Linked DNA regions of Homo sapiens: regions 1, 2 and 4 are each linked to region 3. Evidence: chromatin contacts called from ENCODE Hi-C or POLR2A ChIA-PET data. All regions are on one chromosome and are shown on one strand. Each heading gives the region's core, a stretch centred on a gene start or an enhancer-like site at or near the end of the contact. The rest is flanking DNA. Distances are from core to core; before and after follow the strand shown. Region 1 holds the start of KLRD1 (killer cell lectin like receptor D1). Region 2 holds the start of LINC02617 (long intergenic non-protein coding RNA 2617). Region 3 has its middle 19 kb from the start of OLR1. Region 4 holds the start of KLRK1-AS1 (KLRK1 antisense RNA 1).

The links. A loop is a pair of places that touch in the nucleus more often than their neighbours do. ChIA-PET counts read pairs that join two places held with the same protein, here RNA polymerase II (POLR2A). Pooled maps may share reads with other maps.
Region 1: a loop to region 3 is called in a map of chondrocyte, with 2.0 times the contacts of the local background. The contact joins the promoter of KLRD1 here to the enhancer-like site in region 3. A Hi-C loop is called at or near these places in 1 of 168 maps with a recorded cell type or tissue (chondrocyte) and 7 of 50 pooled maps. POLR2A ChIA-PET finds 5 or more read pairs at or near these places in 1 of 52 experiments (PC-9).
Region 2: a map of endothelial cell of umbilical vein shows a loop between it and region 3 (2.8-fold over the local background). The contact joins the promoter of LINC02617 here to the enhancer-like site in region 3. A Hi-C loop is called at or near these places in 3 of 168 maps with a recorded cell type or tissue (OCI-LY7, PC-9 and endothelial cell of umbilical vein) and 13 of 50 pooled maps. POLR2A ChIA-PET finds 5 or more read pairs at or near these places in 1 of 52 experiments (Panc1).
Region 4: a loop to region 3 is called in a map of ascending aorta, with 2.4 times the contacts of the local background. The contact joins the promoter of KLRK1-AS1 here to the enhancer-like site in region 3. A Hi-C loop is called at or near these places in 4 of 168 maps with a recorded cell type or tissue (DLD1, ascending aorta, heart left ventricle and 1 more), 1 of 37 single-sample maps with no recorded cell type and 13 of 50 pooled maps. POLR2A ChIA-PET finds 5 or more read pairs at or near these places in 2 of 52 experiments (B cell and CD4-positive, alpha-beta T cell).

Annotation. Positions count from the first base shown.
Region 1 is chr12:10,305,974-10,309,198 of GRCh38, forward strand. It overlaps KLRD1 (killer cell lectin like receptor D1), which reads left to right and starts at 1,897. Exons shown (of 6, transcript NM_002262.5): 1 at 1,897-2,111. The coding sequence starts at 2,105.
Region 2 is chr12:10,336,561-10,339,653 of GRCh38, forward strand. It overlaps LINC02617 (long intergenic non-protein coding RNA 2617), which reads right to left and starts at 1,732. Exons shown (of 3, transcript NR_159946.1): 1 at 1,485-1,732. RefSeq lists enhancers at 1,468-2,046, 2,047-2,626.
Region 3 is chr12:10,151,977-10,154,916 of GRCh38, forward strand. No RefSeq gene overlaps it. Among named protein-coding and RNA genes, the nearest start is that of OLR1, 19 kb to the right of the region's middle. RefSeq lists enhancers at 1,310-1,813, 1,668-1,757, 1,768-1,957. Within about 2 kb of position 1,520, at least 31 of the 41 ENCODE cell types and tissues checked have a DNase peak (open chromatin) inside an H3K27ac peak, as active enhancers do; they include Panc1, ascending aorta, endothelial cell of umbilical vein and 1 more, where a contact is called at or near this core.
Region 4 is chr12:10,362,265-10,365,393 of GRCh38, forward strand. It overlaps KLRK1-AS1 (KLRK1 antisense RNA 1), which reads left to right and starts at 1,505. Exons shown (of 4, transcript NR_120430.1): 1 at 1,505-1,769. RefSeq lists enhancers at 1,976-2,025, 2,486-2,555.

The DNA.
Region 1 (3,225 bases), core at 647-3,146, 150 kb after region 3:
AACACGGTGAAACCCCGTCTCTACTAAAAAAAAAAAATACAAAAAATTAGCTGGGCGTGGTGGCGGGAGCCTGTAGCCCCAGCTACTCGGTAGGCCGAGGCAGGAGAATGGCGTGAACACGGGAGGCGGAGCTTGCAGTGAGCCGAGTGAGCCACTGCACTCCAGCCTGGGTGACAGAGACTCCATCTCAAAAAACAAACAAACAAAAACAAACAAAAAAAGAACAATCAGAGTTGGCAGCTCAGAAAGAGTTAAAGAGGTATATACATATATGTTTACTGTGTGTGTGTATGTGTGTGTGTGTGTGTGTGTTTAGGTATCTTAAATATTTAAGCCTGGAGTTCTTGAAGTAAACTTGTATTTGTTGGATTTTTATTTCTAAGTCAGTGAACTAAGATGAAAAAAAGGACAATGACTGATGGACGTATTCTCACCAAACAGGGTTCTAAAAACTTAGAACCTCTAACTTCCAAATAAAGGTGGTTGTGTTAGTAATGAAAGTGTAGTAATAATCCCTATTGCACATTCTGTCATAAATTTGTACTCTCTCAAGAGAAAAACTAAAAGCAAACCCCTAATCTCCTATATTTTGAGGCAATTTTACATGGGGGAAAAATAGTATCAGACAGGTTTCTTCCAGACCAGCTTTTTCTAACACTAAAAATGAATAGATTTCAAGTAAGCAAAGGATTTTTAAATAAATCACTTCAACTAAGATTTGCATACAGTCTGGATGAAGTAGATTTTACGCTTATATTCTTCAGTGAGGATTTATAGCTCAACAAATTTGTTGGTGCAATGAAAGCAGCTCTAGGCACACAATGCAAACTGAAAAGATGGAAAGTTTTGACTTCATAAAAACTGAGAAGTCAAAGTAGTCTTTTCTTTCATTTTTTTCTGTTGTTGGTTGAAAGCCCATCTTTTACAAAAGGGTTTATCTATAGTAATATTATAATGCTTGAACATAAACAATATACAAAATATAATACACAAAACGTTTATTTGAGTGTCTGCTTTTGTATGGGGGTGCATGGTAGATTGTATTTCCAGATACTAAATCATGGATCGAAATCTCTCCTTTCAAGATTCTTATTATAGCCAATCTCTTCCACATTGGAAATTTGACCTGTTCCACATTTGATATTCCTATTAACAAGGTTACTCTTCTGTAGATGAAAAAGTGTATATCGAAGTATCAGTATAGTATCTGAATTAGATAACACACTAAACAATATAATAATGTATTAGTAAAAATAAGGAAAATAAAGAAGCTGAAGTCGTGCTTAAAGAACTTTAAGAAAATGAAAATTGAGGTGTTGAAAAAAGCTTTTAAGGCTAACGTGAATGAGGCGTCCAAGTGGGAAACCCATCCAGTTCTACTTTTTTGAACTTTGCCTGTCGTGGCCAGGATAATTAGGTAGAGATCAGAAGAACAGAGTGAGACATGGAAATCCCAATTTATGTGACCTTGGGCAAATTACTTAGCTCTGTATGCCTCAGTTTTCTCTTTGATAGATTGAAGATATTTATATATCTTTACTATCAAGCCATTTACAGAAATAAATGAGCTAAGATATGCCAAGTGCTTTAAATTGTGTTAAGTACAAGGTAAATAATAAATGTTTATTATTAAAAGAGGAAAATTCTGTAAGTAATTTTGTTATGCTAAGTAAATTTACCTTTGGTTTGCCCATCATTTCCTTCATTTTCCAGATAACCCTTTAAAATGAATTTGATTTTCAAACAATAAAAAACAAAACAGCAACAAAACTCCCTCTGACCTCCTCTCACCTTCTTTAGTCCTTGCCAAAGTGTTAATATTGCAAAAGTACTGTGAGAATTTCCTGTATTGTGGTTCCTGGAACACTTCAGAGGCTTGTGATTCTACTGCTTCTTATTCACACTATAATACATGTCTCACCAATAGATGATTCAAGAACATCATTTAAATACACAATTTTTCATTCTCTATTTTTGCTAAATTTCTTCATACTCAACTTTCAGATTCTTTAATCTCCAGCTCAGCTTCAACAATTCAACGCTGTTCTTTCTGAAAAAGTACACATCGTGCCTTCTCTACTTCGCTCTTGGAACATAATTTCTCATGGCAGGTATGTGTGATTTCAGTCACTAAATTAAAAATAACCAGAAAAGCTATTTCTTGGATTGGCTGATTTTGGGGTAATGCTTTAAGAGAAAAGGACATGATTAACAGTGGATGTTTTTAGGATTTTCATGCATTAGCACTTTCCACATTCATTATATTTTCCTGATTCTTCATTGTATAACTTAGACATGATTTCATGAAGTTTTTTCCACAGGTTTGAAGAGTGGTTTCTGACAGGGCTACCTTTAAATTCTGAGTGAGAACTGAACTTTAGCCTGGTTAAATTGTGAGCAACAGTGTTCTAGTATAGCAATAGAAAATGCCAAATATTAATGACACAATGCTGAAAAGGTTTTAATTGACTATTTATGTTGTGACATCCAAAAATTACACAAATGAACAGTTTGACACATTGTACTGTTGTTAATGACATCACTCTTTGAGAGTGTGTTCACGTTAGCACAGAATCTCCTAATGTTGAAATGTTTTAGGTGAAAGGCCTAAAAGCAAGTAATTTTGAGTATGAACAAATGGAATGTTCTAGGGGAAAAAGGATTGTTTATGTATGTTCAATATACTGTGAAATGAAGCCAGGCCTCAAAGTTGTTACCCATCAATTTGTTATCAGTTATCACACCAAGTCCAGAATGTTCCTATGTCTTCTTTTCCCTATAATATCTCTACGAACCAATGAGCAGCTAGACATTTATCAGAGCAAAACCTGCACTGAGATGAGGAGAGGGCATACTCTCAACTAGTATTATTGTGACAATGGTAGACTACGTTGAATGAAAGATTCTTGAGCTAGACACACTTTCATGTGATTTCTGACTTGGATACTTACTTGCTTTGATACCTTGAGAAAATAACATTATTATTGGACCTTATGTTTTCTCATCTATGTAATGAGAACCATACTATCTATCTTGTGATTTTGTTGAGAGAATAAAAATAAATGCCTGTTATGTAAGTCCATAAAACACAACGTGGTGCTTGTTAATATCTTCTACCTCCAGATCTTTAAGCACCTCTGCCAATTTAAAATAAATGGTAAATTCACTTTACTGCAACAGAGCTGGTAGAGAAGAAAATGTTTGAATAATCTTCCTGAAGAATAA
Region 2 (3,093 bases), core at 482-2,981, 180 kb after region 3:
TGTTGTGGGGTTTGAGGGCCAGATTCCAATTTTTGGAGTTTTATTTAATGTCAGGAGCAGATTGGGTAATAAAATGTATATTGAGAATAAGACGGCCTTTTGACCTTTTAGGGTCTAGGGCTGTAAAGTGTCCCAGGGTTGCTGCCGAACGAGCCATGAACTGGGCTGGATTTTTATATTTGATGAAAAAGAGCCTAAACACTTCTGATTTGGGAGAAAGAAAAAGGAGCGTTAACCTTGATTATGTCTTTAGCTCCAGGAACCTTTTTAAGAGTAAATTGCTGGGCAGGTGGGGGAGGGCTAGTCAAGGAAAGAAACTGTAAGCCGGACCAGGTGTGAGGAGGGGAGGTGATAAAAGGATTATAGGGTGGAGGAGCAGAGGCTGAGGAAGAATTGGGACCTAGCTCAGCCTGGCGAGGAGCAGCCTGGGGAGGAGGGGAGAGGTCAGATGGGTCTGTAGAAAAGGAAGATTAGAAAGACTCAGCGACGCTTGGGGTTGGTACTGACGGGACAGGCGGGAGGGAAAGAAGGAAGATTTGGGACGAGTTGCACTGGGCACAGAGACTAGGGAGGGACTGATGTGTAAAAGAATGCCTGGATGTCAGGCATCTCAGACCGTTTGCCTATTTTACGACAAGAATTATTTAGATTTTGCAGGATGGAAAAATTCAAAGTGCCATTTTCTGGCTATTTGGAACTACTGTCGAGTTTGTATTGGGGTCAAGCGGCATTGCAGAAGAAAATAAGGCATTTAGGTTTTAGGTCAGGTGTGAGTTGAAGAGGTTTTAAGTTTTTGAGAACACAGGCCAAGGGAGTAGAAGGAGGAATGGAGGGTGGAAGGTTGCCCATAGTGAAGGAAGCAAGCCTAGAGAAAAGAGAGAGTAGAGAAATGGAGGGAAGGGGTTCGGGGGTTCTTACCTTCCAGAAAAGTGGGAAAAGGGGTTGGGGCACAGAGATAAGAGGTTGGGGTGCGGAAATAAGGGATTGGGGTGCAGAGATATAAGAGGTTGGGGCACGGAAATAAGGGATTGGGGGTTCTTACCCCATAGAAAAGCGGGACTTGCCGCTAAGGGTGAAGGAGAAGGGGTTGAGGGGTACTTGCCCCTGTCCCAGAAAAGCAGAGAAGGGGTAGAGACAAGGAGAGAAGGGGTTGGGGTACTTGCCCCTTCCCCAGAAAAGCGGGACTTGCTGCTAAGGGTGAAGGACCAAGGCAGGTGTCCCTGTGTGGTCTGACACCCTTGAAACGTGAGTGTATAATCAGAGAGGTGTCCCTGCAATGATTAAACACCAAGGGAAGGCTGCCTTCCCAGTCCGTGACCGGCGCAGGAGTTTTGGGTCCATGGATAAAATGTGTCTCCTTTGTCTTTCCCAGAAAATGAAAGGAATAGAAATTAAGAAAAGGGAGAGATTGAAGAGTGGAAAGGAGAAAGTGGTTGAGGGACAGTGAGAGAGGTTGGAGAAGAGAGTAAGAAGAGGACACTTACCTGATTTAAAATTGGTGAGATGTTCCTTGGGCTGGTCGGTCTGAGGACCTGAGGTCATAGGTGGATCTTTCTCACGGAGCAAAGAACAGGAGTACAGGGGATTGATCTCCCAAGGGAGGTCCCCCGATCCGAGTCACGGCACCAAATTTCATGCGCGTCTGTATGAAGAGACCACCAAACAGGCTTTGTGTGAGCAACATGGCTGTTTATTTCACCTGGGTGCAGGCGGGCTGAGTCCGAAAAGAGTCAGGAAAGGGAGATAAGGGTGGGGCCGTTTTATAGGATTTGGGTAGGTAAAGGAAAATTGCAGTCAAAGGGGGTTTGTTCTCTGGCGGGCAGGAGTGGGGGGGTCGCAAGGTGCTCAGTGGGGGTGATTTTTGAGCCAAGATGAGCCAGGAAAAGGACTTTCACAAGGTAATGTCATCAGTTAAGGCAAGGACCGGCCATTTACACTTCTTTTGTGGTGGAATGTCATCAGTTAAGGTGGGGCAGGGCATATTCACTTCTTTTGTGATTCTTCAGTTGCTTCAGGCCATCTGGGCGTATATGTGCAAGTCACAGGGGATGCGATGGCTTGGCTTAGGCTCAGAGGCCTGACACAAGTTATATGATGAAAGATGCAAATTAGAAAATATCAGCCAAAATGTTTGAACACTGACTTAGCATGTTTATGCACTATATTTCTCGCATATATGCAAAGTTTTGGCTTAACTGTTTCCAGAGCAATATACTTTAAATTTTAAAATACACTCCTTATAAAAATGAGGTACTTATAATGCTTAACATTAAAATATATCCCTAAATACTAAAGAACTTATCATCAAAATCTGTCCCACCTGTCCCATCTCCCCATCCTTCTCTCTTGAGATTTCATTTGCTCCAGAGGTTTTCTGTGATAGAACCAGAGTTCTCATTCTATATTTGACCACACCAAAGTATAGGTAAAGGTGAGGGTGATCCATTTCACATCACCACCCTATCAGATGTCCAGAGATCCATTTGCCTTTTTGCGGTCTTATGAACAGTTGTATGGGGAGTGGTGATCCAGATGGTCTCAAATAGGATGGTGGTGTCTGCTGTCAAAAGGAAGTCCACATCAGAAGCTGCCTTCCCCTAAGAAGGAGCACGTTTTTCTCACTCAACTAGAGCCTGAGCTGTGCTTCTTTGGAGGTTCCTGTTGCCCCTTCAGCTCTCACATCACTTCAGGGCACTGATAGCAGAAGATGCTGGCTTGAGTAGAGGTTAGTGGTGGCCCAAGGCAGAGCAGCTTTTTTTTTTCATGGTTTGGCCCCTTCCTTCTTTTTTTTTTTTTTTTGACACCCAGGCTGCTTGCTTGCTTGCTCTGCTACCCAGGCTGGAGTGCAGTGGCACGATCTCAGCTCACTGCAACCTCCGACCTCGGGTTCAAGAGATTCTCAAGCCTCAGCCTCCTGAGTAGGTGGGATTACAGGCAAGTGCCATCATGGCCACCTAATTTTTGTATTTTTATTAGAGATGGGGTTTTATCATGTTGGCCAGGCTCTTGATCTCAAGTGATCCACCCGCCTTGGCTTCCCAAAGTGCTGGAATTACAAGCATGAGCCACCACGCCCGGCCAGCTTGGCCCCTT
Region 3 (2,940 bases), core at 270-2,769:
GCCTTGGGAATGCTTGTTGTGTCTAGTATCTCATGGGGGTTATCTGTACTTCTTTTTTTTTTTTTTTTGAGATGGAGTTTCACTCTTGTTGCCCAGGCTGGAGGGCAATGGCACGATCTTGGCTCACTGCAACCTCTGCCTCCCAGGTTCAAGCGATTCTCCTGCCTCAGCCTCCCAAGTAGCTGGGATTACAGGCATGCACCACCATGTCCAGCTAATTTTTGTATTTTTAGTACAGACGGGTTTGCCATGTTGGCCAGGCTGGTCTTGAGCTCCTGACCTCAAGTGATCTACCCACCTTGGCCTCCCAAATGCTGGGATTCAGGCATGAGACAACACGCCAGGCCTTATATTTCTTAAATTTGTATGTTAACATCTCTAGTGGGAGTGGAGAGATTGTCATGGATCGTATCCTCAAATATATTTTCCAAATAGCTTACTCTCTCTCCTCTCTCAGGAATACCAATGAGTTATAGGTTTGGTCTCTCTATATAATTCCATATTTCTCAGGGCTTTTGTCCATTTTTTTAAAATTATTTCTTCTTTATTTTTGTCTGACTGAGTTGATTCAAAGAACCAGTCTTTGAATTTCTTCACAGCTTGGTCTATTCTGCTATTAATGCTTCCAAATGTATTATGAAATTCTTGTAGTAAATGTGTCAATTCCAGAAGTTCAGTATGGTTCGTTCTTAAAATTATTTTTTTCAGGCTGGGTGTGGTGGTTCACGCCTGTAATCACAGCACTTTGGAAGGCCAAGGCAGGTGGATCGCTTGAGGTCAGGAGTTCAAGACCAGCCTGGCCAACATGGCGAAACCCTGTCTCTACCAAAAAATACAAACAATTAGCCAGGCCTGGTTGTGTTCGCCTGTAATCCTAGCTACTTGGGAGGCTGAAGCAGGAGAATCGCTTTAACCTGGTAGGTGTAGGTCGCAGTGAGCTGAGATCGTGCCACTGTACTCCAGCCTGGGTGACAGAGCAAGACTCCATCTCAAAAATAAATAAATAAATAAATAAATAAAAGTCTTTTATCTTTCAGCTCTTGGATCATTTTACTGGATTCCTTGGATTGCGTTTCAACAGCCTCCTGAGTCTCAGTGAGCTTTCTTTCCATCTAGGTTCTCATTTCTGTGTCTGTCATTTCATTCTGGTTAAGAGCCATTGCTGGGGAGCTAGTGTGCTCATTTGGAGGTAAGGGGACACTCTTACTTTTTAATTGGCAAAATTCTTTCTCTTCTGAGAGGGCTGGTATTCCTTTAACTGTGGTGTAAGTTGAATATAGTCATTTGCTTCATTTATGAGTGCTGTCAGAGGGCCAAGGCTCTGTACAAGATCTTTGTGGCTGGATTCTTGCCCTGAGTTTCACAGACCAATATTTAATATATTGGCAGAATATTTTTGGTGTAATTTGGGCTATCATCCAGCAGATGGCGCATAAGAGTAACGGCCAGCGCTGCGGGTTTTTACGTTTCAGCGAGCTCGCAACAACGTCCTGTGGTGTGGCCCAGCGCGGGGAGCTGACCCCACCAGCTCCGCTCTCAAGCCTTCGGAGAGTCCTCTCCAGTCACTATCGTCATTCCCGCATTTCCTTTGCTAGGCTGTCCGGGCTGGGCAGCTCCCTCAGGCGGACACCCATGGCTGGCAGACCTTCCGCGCCTGCCCCTAATCTGGGCATATCACTCCCTCGGTTTTCTGAGACTCGGGACTCCTTGCCCGCTGGAGCGCAGGCCATGAATCTGGGTCCCGCACTGCGGCGCTGCACGCCGCAGCCCAGGGCTTTGGCCCCAGCCAGCACATCCGCCATCCTGCACCCCAGGTTCCGGCACGGGCTGCGACGGGGCCTCGGAACTGCTCCCAAGCGGCTGGGAAAGAACTCAGTCAGGCATGTCGGCCTGCAAAGCACCCAGGATGGGCAGTGGAGTCTGCACCGTTGACAGGCTCCTAGAGCGGCCAGGCAGAGGACTTGAGAGGGGCTGGAGGGCAGGAGGTCCTGCGGAACAGAAGTGCCCCACTCCGAAGGGAAAGTCGACCCTGCTGTTCTCTTTGCGCGGCAGTCAGTGGGGTTAGAGTTATTCGGAAGAGGACGGAGAGCCTTGGGGGATGGGTGCGCATGGCCATGTTCCACTGGAACTGCCCCCAACGCAAAACAAACAAACAAACAACAACAACAACAAAAACCGGGCTCTATGCAGGCTGGAGTTCTGCCTCTGCCTGCTTGTAGGGCATATCCCCATGCCAGTTCGAATGTTTATGGGGAGTGTAGGATCTCTTGTGGCTGGAATCCTAGAGGTCCACAGCAAGAGTGGGCTGCCTTGCCAAGGGTTGTTCAGGGCCAGGAACTGGCACTGGTGTTCCAGAACCTGAAAGGGTTCCCGGTCTCCCTTTCTGTCAGCGGGAGTGGTGCTTCCTGTCTGCGTCTATTTGGCCATCTTGTCTCTGTTGACCAAATAGCTTTTTTGAGAAGAAAAATGAAATTGATAAATCTCTAGCTAAGCCGATTAGTTTTAAAAAAAAAAGATACAATTAACACTGTCAGGAAGGAAGTGGCAATGCTAAAGATTCTACAGATATTCAAATAATTTTTAAAAATGGTATGCCAATAAATTAAACAACTTAGATGAAGCTCATAAATTCCTTGAAAGTAACCACCAAAGCTCATTGAAGAAGGAATCCTTTGAACAGCTCAACATCTAAAAAAAACTGAATCTGGCCGGGTGCGGTGGCTCACGCCTGTAATCCCAGCACTTTGGGAGGCTGAGGCGGGCGGATCACAAGGTCAGGAGTTCGAGACCAGCCTGGCCAGCATGGTGAAACCCCGCCCCTACTAAAATACAAAAATTAGAGGGACATGGTGGCTCGCGCCTGTAATCCCAGCTACTTGGGGGCTGAGGCAGGAAAATCGCTTGAACCCGGGAGGCGGAGGTCGCAGTGAGCCGAGATGG
Region 4 (3,129 bases), core at 255-2,754, 210 kb after region 3:
CATGCTTATACTGGTCCAAGCAAGCATTAGGTCATAGCCTGTTCCTCTTCCTTATTTAAAAGTGTTTTTACCTTTCTCAGCATTCCACAAGTTACTTCCTCCTTCCTTTGTTCTCCTCTACCTTTGCCTCTTTTAAAAAGTTCTAAATTGCTAGCCAGTCGGGACAAATACAGAATGTGAGGTCCTGTTCCAGTCAATGGAAACTGGATACAGCAGTAGGGTGGATGCGGCAGGTTATAAATGATGCTGTCTCCTTTGTTTGGTGTACACTCGTGGCAAAACTGCTGATGAGTATACCCTTTCTGCAGGAAGTAAAAAAAAAAAATGGCCACACTAAATAAATCTATGTTCAAGTGCTATTTTTTTATGGCACTGGGGAACAAGCATTTCAAACAATTTGGTGGCAGTCTGTATGGGGATACATTCTCCTCCAGGGGTGGTCTCCAGTCCTCTCTCATGAGGGAGTGCACTCCCCTACCTCATTGAAGGGGCCCTCAGGAATGACAAATTGAGACAAATAAACCCAGACTCTCAGCAACACAGAGAGAAAAAAAAAAAAAAGAAACTGGCCAGCAACCTAGCTTAAAGGATCCTCACATACTGTGGCGACAACTTTGTGCACAGGCCAAGAAAGAAGAAGCTGTGGGAGCCAATAAAGTATTTCCTTGGTGATCGGGACTAAAAAAAAAAAAAAAAAAAAAGCCACAGGACGGTAAAGCATTCCTTAGTTAGGACGTACCAAGGAGAGAGAAACTGCAGGGTCAGTAGATTATTCCTTAGTCGGGATGTCTTGGAGGTTAAAAATAGGTGAGAAATCCCCATAGAAGGGGTGTTGAACCTCAGAAAGAGGTGAGAAATCCCCATGAGGCGGGTTGAACCTCAGAAAGAGGTGAGGAATCCCCATGGGAGGGGGGCGTTGAACCTCACACAAACTCCCAGTAGTAAGAAAAATATTCAGAACCCCCCTTTCCTTTCTTCTTGGGGGAAGAAAGAATAGCCCCACTGCCACCAGTCCCTTCCCTAGGGAAAGGGGAAGGAGGGGGAAAACAGCAGCATAGGTGGCTGGCATGGAACAGGAATTAAAATAAATTACAGAATGTGTAAGCAAAAACTCAGTTGTATATAAGAAAACCCAATTCCCCCCTGAGGAAGAGAAAGAGCCGGAGTCCTTTAAAAATTAACTGCCTGTTTTCTGTGGCTAGTGAGCCTTATCTCTCCCTTTCCCAGGCATTATGAAGACCCTATTTCTCTAGCTGTGCAGCTGCAAGGTCACTAGACAGATAAACTCAAGTCATAAAACATGTTTTTCCTTGAAAAGAAATGATGTCATGTATGTCTCAATTGAATAACTGTCTTTGTTTCTTGCTTCTGTTATACGCTTCCCCCTGCACAAATCTTCCCCCACCCACGAAATGCTTAAAAGGTAACTTGACTCTTTGTTTGGGGCTCAGTCCTTTGGATGTTAATCCAAGTGGACCAGTGCACCTAAATAATAAATATCCTCCTCAATCCCTTGGTCTCTCTGATTCCTTATATATCCCGATACATTTCTGGGGGCTCATCAGGATTGGAGATGACAGATTTACTGTCCCCTTTGCCTGCGATACTAGGTCCCCGGGGCCAGGAGAGACCCGGCATCCAAGGTGTGCCACAGCTGAGCTTCACCCGGATATATAGACCAGCTCTCCCCACGTCCCAGCACCCTGCCTGGCAGCGCAATGGAACCGAGGATGGGGCTGCAGGACGATACCAGCACTTCAGGAACTGTGGTAAGGAGTATAGGCCCAAGGCAGGAAAGCCCGTCCCATAGGGACAAAGGGGAGCTTGATCACCTCCCAGGGACTGACCACTAATCCAACCCAGAGTGGCTGGGGGCAGCAGGAGTGGCCTGCCAATTTGGATGAAGCTTATGTCCCCACTAACAAAGTGAAAGTGGTTCACTGGATCTGGAGACAGGAACTGGGAGTGGTGTGTGTATGTGTGTGAATATGGGAGCCTAACTAGGCTCACCCAGGTCATGAGAGAGGCTCATTCCATCCGATGAGGACTCCTGCAGTAGGAGTGGTGTATGTGTGTGAAAGTGGGAGCCTAACTAGACTCACCCGGGACATGAGAGAGGCTCATTTCGTCCAATGAGGAATCCTGGGGCAAGGAAGGTGTGTGAAAGTGTGTGAAAGCGATGGTCTCGGGAGAGGCCAATGCAGGGAGTGACGTGGGGAGGCACAGATCCCTTAGCACGGGCTGTGTGCTCTGAGGCGAGTGTGGGGGGAAATCAGACCTAGGACATTGCATACAGCTGATAGGACGAGCTTTGCAGCTGTAGCAGGCTGTGACAGGGGAAGACACCTTCCTGGCTAAGCAGTGTCCGAAACTCCTGTAATAGGACCGGGTCTGCTGGACCTGAGAGTGAAAGTGAGAGTGAGAGTGAGAGTGTGCCGCAAGGGAGGAAATGGGAGGGAAAGCGTCAAAACCAACTCCTTTGGAGTGCATGATAAAAATTTTAAAGAAAGGATTTAGAGGTGATTGTGGGATGAAACTGGATGTTCAAAAGTTAAAGACATACTGTGAATTACAATAGCCCTCTTTTAGTGTCAGATGGCTGGCCGAAGGCACTGTAGAGAAATTGGCCGTGTGTTTTAAGGTGGTGACTAGGGTCGGAGGACAGCCAGGGCATTCAGACCTAGTCTTTATATTGACTCATGGCTAAATGTACGCAGCCCTGCCTAGCAGTTTATTGTAGAATGCTCGCAGCTCACGCCGAGATAAACCAACTGTGCTGGCAGCTACGGAGTTAAAGGGAAAGTCACAGAGGCTTCTAGCACCACCGATCCAAAAGTGAAAGTGAAAGTCAGCTGCCCTGGAAGCTATGCAGACCAAAAAAAAAAAAGAGTCTCAGGAAAGAGAAAACCAGTTTTGCAAGAATCACAGGATGGAATAGAGATCCTTCCTACCTATATTCCAATCTATCCCCCCTTACCAAGGCTAATTGCCCCTAAGGAGGTAAGTTCAAACAGATACATGCTCCCACTCTCACCTGAGAAGGAGAAATCGGAGCTCCAGGAAGTTAAAACGAAAGGCTCAAAAAGGTAGGCAGGCCGTCTCAGGTCAAGTCATGCCCAAGTTATGCTT